Linked DNA regions of Homo sapiens: region 2 is linked to region 1. Evidence: chromatin contacts called from ENCODE Hi-C or POLR2A ChIA-PET data. All regions are on one chromosome and are shown on one strand. The core of a region is the stretch at or near the end of the contact, and the rest is flanking DNA. Distances in the headings are between cores, read along the strand shown. Region 1 holds the start of TRIM21 (tripartite motif containing 21). Region 2 holds the start of LINC02749 (long intergenic non-protein coding RNA 2749).

The links. Hi-C counts contacts between places; a loop is a spot of excess contacts on that map. ChIA-PET counts read pairs that join two places held with the same protein, here RNA polymerase II (POLR2A). Pooled maps may share reads with other maps.
Region 2: a map of PC-3 shows a loop between it and region 1 (6-fold over the local background). The contact joins the promoter of LINC02749 here to the promoter of TRIM21 in region 1. A Hi-C loop is called at or near these places in 13 of 168 maps with a recorded cell type or tissue (GM12878, IMR-90, OCI-LY7 and 10 more), 18 of 37 single-sample maps with no recorded cell type and 34 of 50 pooled maps. POLR2A ChIA-PET finds 5 or more read pairs at or near these places in 5 of 52 experiments (CD4-positive, alpha-beta T cell, HEK293, WTC11 and 2 more).

Annotation. Positions count from the first base shown.
Region 1 is chr11:4,392,361-4,395,060 of GRCh38, reverse strand. It overlaps TRIM21 (tripartite motif containing 21), which reads left to right and starts at 1,359. Exons shown (of 7, transcript NM_003141.4): 1 at 1,359-1,428. RefSeq lists enhancers at 1,179-1,238, 1,259-1,468.
Region 2 is chr11:4,185,704-4,188,403 of GRCh38, reverse strand. LINC02749 (long intergenic non-protein coding RNA 2749) reads right to left here and starts at 1,252. Exons shown (of 2, transcript NR_047550.1): 1 at 1,200-1,252. RefSeq lists a silencer at 568-757.

The DNA.
Region 1 (2,700 bases), core at 110-2,609:
CTACCATGTAATCTAGCAATCCTACTGGATACTGCTAGGTATATACCCAGAAGAAATACTGTTAGGTATATATCCAAGAGAAAGGAAATCAGTATATCAAAGAGATATCTGCACTCCCATGTTTATCGCAGCACTATTCACAATAGCCAAGATTTGGAAGCAACGTAAGTGTCCATCAACAGATAAATGGATAAGGAAAGTGTGGTACACATACACAATGGAGCACTATTCAGCCATAAAAAGAAGGAGAACCTTTCATTTGCTACAAGATGGATGGAATTGGGGATTATTATGTTAAGTAAAATAAACCAAACACAGGCAAACAAACAAATTGTTATGTTCTCACTTATTTGTGGGAGTTAAAAATTAAAACAATCCAACTCATGAAGATAGAGAGGATGATGGTTACCAAAGGCTGGGAAGGGTAGTGGGGAATGATTAATGGGTTCAAAAATACATGAGAGAGAATGAATAAGATCTAGTATTTTATAGCATAACAAGGTGAATACAGTCAATGATAATTTATCATTTTAAAATAACTAAAAGCATATAACTGGATTGTATATAACACAAATGATAAGTGCTTGAGGTGATGGATAGATACCCCACTTACCCTGATATGATTATTACGGATTGTATGCTCTACCTGTATCAAAATATTTCATGTACCCCACAAATATATACACCTACTATAGACACACAAGATTGAAAATTAAAAAAATTACTTTGGTAAATTTTATGTTCTATATTTTTACGATTAAAAATAAAAATAATATAACCTGAGAATGTCCCTAGCTCAGTGACAAGAACACAGTTGGTTGTCAAATGTCAATTTCCTTCTCACCACTCACTGGTGGGACACTCACCTTGGGGTCATGCGAAATAAATCACTCACCTGCAGGCGTTAAAAAATATTAGTCACATCAGTCACATGAAAATAATTAGCTTCTGGAAGTAAGCAGATGGTGGCACGCGAGGAAGAGCACCGGCCACTCTTCTCTGCATCAAAACTTCCTTAAAAGCATCTTCCAGACATGGACATAGCGTCTAGGTGTGGAGTGATGACCAGTGTCAAAGAAAGCAGCCCGGACTCCCCCGTCTTGTAGATATTTTACCAAATCAGATAATGAAGACATGGGAGGGAGCGCGCAACCAGGACCACGGGCTACTGAGTTTCCACTCCTTCCCAGTCTCAGAGAAGCCTCCTGGGCATGCAGAGCCTCTGAAGCCTCCCCCAGCTCAACTCTGACTTCTCTTCTCAGCCGCATTTCTCCACACACCCTTTCAAGGCTCTGCTCCTCCCACTGCTCCTCCCTCACTCCTCCCACGGCTCCTCCTCCTCCCTCCCCTTTCCTCTCAGACTTGCTTCTGAGCGGAAACTGAAAGTGAAATAGGGAGCTGGCTACCAGCGTTGAGTCCCCTGTAAAGGTGAGTGAACCCCACTAGATCAAGGGACCCCTGCCCTCCTAGGGGACCTCTCTCCCCTGCCCCAGGGTTGCAGAGCCCCTTCCAGTCTCCATCCTTGAGCCGGTCCCATTTGCCCCTTCTCCCACCAGGGATCCCTCAACCCAAGACCAGCTGCGCTTCCGGTGCTGGCCCCCTGCTTGGGAGGAGGCTGGGGTGTGGACCTGACTGCCGAGTTACCCAGAAGGGGAAGGGGCCCGGCTGCCCCCTACCTGGGAGGAGGCTGGGTTGTGGACGTGACTGTGGAGTTACCCAGAAGGGGAAGGGGCCCGGCTGCCCCCATGCTGGCACCTGACCTAGGATGACGGCTGGGTGTGGCTGGGATAGCCAGGACTACAGCCTAGCCAGGAGGGTAGGGAGCCCAGTGTCGGGGAGGTCTGCAATTCTGGAGACTCCCAGGTCCAAAAGTCCTCCAGAGGTGAGAGGGGCAGGCTGTTTAGGATGTTCAACCAGAAATGTATAGGCCTTCAGAATTATTCTTTGTCCTAGAATAAGTGTTGTCAGGAACTAAACTAAGTTTGGAGCAGCTGAGAAAAGAGCCCAGGGAGTGCTGGCCACGGTTCCTGTTACTCTGTGTGTATACATACATATACACCTACATACATATATGCAACTGACTTCCGCCGTTATAGGAGGGATTAATGAAGATATATTCAAAGCATGAAGTATCTCTGGCACATGGAAGGTACATGGTAAAAAGTAGCTATAATTTCTCAGCAACATGGAGGCCTGTTGGTACCCGACAGGAGATGGATGAGCACTGAGGGTTTAAGCAGGAATGGACATGATGAGAGTAGAACTGTCAACAGCTTTATGAGGTTCTTGCCAATTTTCATTCCCTCTTTTAGGGACTCAGTTTCTCCTTCTGTCTCACTGGATCAATGGACCAAACAATGGAGGAGTTCTTGTTATTCAGAACAGGAATAAACTTATTCAACAAACTGTTTGATCGGTGCAAAAGTAATTACTGTTTTTGACATTAATTGTTTTGCCATTAATTTTATGCCTTGTTTTGTTTTGTTTTGTTTTTGAGAGGGAGTCTCGCCGTGTCACCCAGGCTGGAGTGCAATGGCACAATCTTGGCTCACTGCAACCTCTGCCTCCCAGGTTCAAGCAATTCTCCTGCCTCAGCCTCCCAAGTAGCTGGGATTACAGGTGCCCACCACCACTCCCAGCTAATTTTTGTATTTTTAGTAGAGACAGGGTTTTACCATATTGGTCAGGCTGGTCTTGAAC
Region 2 (2,700 bases), core at 3-2,502, 210 kb after region 1:
CAGAGCTTTCTGGGCCAAAGCAATAACGATACAACAAAAAGGAAAGGCAGGCAGCAGATCCTGCACAGTTTGGGCCAAAGGGACCTCACAAGCACAGCCCTGCTCTATTACGCAGTGAGCGCACGCTCCCACCAGGCCTGGTGGGCACAGCAGCTGAGGCTCCCTTTCTCAGGAAAGAGAGGCTATTCAGAGAGCTACTGCACTGCCTGAGACCCTCGGCTACTTCCACAGATGCCGCTAACAAGTGAAAGTAGACTTTAGGATGCTGCTTTCATAGTTAAGGATTAATTGGGTTTAAGGCTAGAACTGGAATTGGTCATTGAGTTTTAAAGACTGTTGCCAGATAATAAAGTTGAAAAATACGAAGCATCCAAAAATCTGAACGCCCAAGACCTTTTCCTACAGCTCTATCAGCCTCAGAGCACTCCTTCAAGATTTCATTGCTATTAAAATAGCTGAGTGAGGAAGAATCAGGACCAGCGCGGCTCCGCAGTCCCTCCCTACTGGCTCCCCGCCCACTAACTTGCAGATCAACTGTGCTTTCCTCGTTGGCACCCACCCCAGCCCCCGCTCAGGCCCCGGCAATGAGACCAGCGAGCGGCGGTCAGAGTGGCGCACCCGCGCTCGACTGCTGCTGTCGGCCCCGCCGGGCTCATTCAGTGGACTCGGGCGCCCCCGTGAGGCCGCGGGTGGGCGGCGCACCTAGCTAGTGCGCCCTGGGTCCCGGCGGCAAATCCTCGCGGCCTGGCACTCACTTGCGCGCCATCTGGACTGCCGCCCTCTTCCCCCGAGCCTCGTCAGCGCCCGGCGGATCGGCTGTTTGCTAGGTCGCCGGGGTCCCTAGGGCCGAGTCGGCGGTGGCCGGCCAAGCAGAGCTAACGAGACCCTTGGGAGGGCAGCTGCGGCAGCCGGGCCATGGCAACTTGTCGCGCTGCCGCCGCCGCCGCGGCCGCCGCAGTGTAGGCTCGGCAGTGCCCCCAGGCCCCGCACCAGCCCGCGACCTGCTCCGCCGCCGCCCTTCTCCCAGTCCCTGCCCCGCTGTCAGCGGAGGCCCCCACGAGCTCTACACTGAGCGCCTCCCCGCACTGCCCCGCGGCGAAGTCGCCGTAGAGGAAGACCGGGCTGGGGGCAAAGGGGCGTCAGCCCTGCCCACTCCCAGTGCCATCCCCGAACGCGCCCTCCCCGGCCCCTCCAAAAACCTGGGTGTGGCCGTCCCCTGCCTGGGGCCCTCATTGAACCGAGGCCTCATCCATCTTTAAAAGGGAATGGGGAGGGAAGGGAAAGAGCCAGTCGCCCTCTGGCGCCCAGCCTGGGATGTGAGGGTGCTCCACTGACACACTAAAGTGAAGGGCCCCGGAGCTACCTACTGAGCTCCCCATCTGGGTGGGGAAAATAATGGTGTTATTTCATAGGGGTGTCACGGCGATAATAATCTAACGTTTATTGTCCATTTGCCAGGAATTAGGCTGTGTACGTTACTCCAGTGACCTCATTTAGTTCTTACAACACTGATGGCCCCATCATGAGTGTACGTTTATTCCCATTTTACATATGGGAAAACTGAGGCCTAGATTCATATGACTTGACCTGAAGGCACACAGCCAGTGACAAAGCCAAAGCTCTTTACCCCAGTGTTTTCTCTTTTTTAATTATTTTTGGTACAGACAGGGTCTCTCTATGTTGCCCAGGCTGGTCTCAAAGTCCTGGTCTCAAGTGATCCTCCCACTTAGCCTCCCAAAGCACTAGAATTATAGGCATGAGCCACCACGCCCGGCCTACCCCAGTGTTTGAGAAAGTGTCTTCCAGGAGTCACAACTCCTCAGAACAAAGGATTTCATGGCCCAATAATTTGGGGAAACACTGCATGTTGTACTTCCCTCTGCTTTTGTGGGGTCTGACAACGTTTAGTGAGCTTGAGTCTCTCCAAGAAGAAAAGTGTTTAACTTGGTTTGATTCAGTGTTTTCCAAACTTATTTGAACAGAGAACACTTTTAAAAAAGACATCCCACAGGATGCTAATAAGAATGTCTTTTTAAAAAGTGTTTTCTGTGTACACTTTTAGACACACTTGTCTCCTCAGTCTCAGATGAAACAATAGCTGTGGGAGTCTTTGTATCCTAAAAAGTGCTGTAAAACTATGAGGGCATGTTTTATTGTTGCTAGTGTTATCATAATCATCTTCATTATTTTTAGGAATTCTGTCTGTAGCCTCCTGGGACTCCACTCTGTGGTGCTGAATAAGAATAACTAACATTTACTGAGCGTTGCCTATGTGCCAAGCACTGTTCTAAGTGCCTTCCGTATATTAACTAATTTATTCCTTAAAGCTACCCAGGTATTATGGCCATCTGAGGAAAAAAGACACAGAATCTGAGGATCCTATGAGTAATAGATGTAAAATCCTTAAAAGAAAGCCCTTACAAGTGCTACGCAAGTGCTTGCCATTATCATTATCCCCATTGCACAGAGGAGGAAACTGAGGCACAGAGCAGTTAAGTGACTTGCTCTAGACCACACTAATAGTAAGTGAGTTGGAACCCAGGCAGCCAGGGGCAGGGCCTGTCCTGGTACCCACTGTGGTATCCTGCCTCTGTACCAGCCACGGAAAGGAAACCCCAGGTTTGCACCCTCATCAGCAAAGCCAGAATTTCCTGTGAGTGCCTCCTGTCTGCGTAGGACCTCCTCCCCCATCTGTCCATC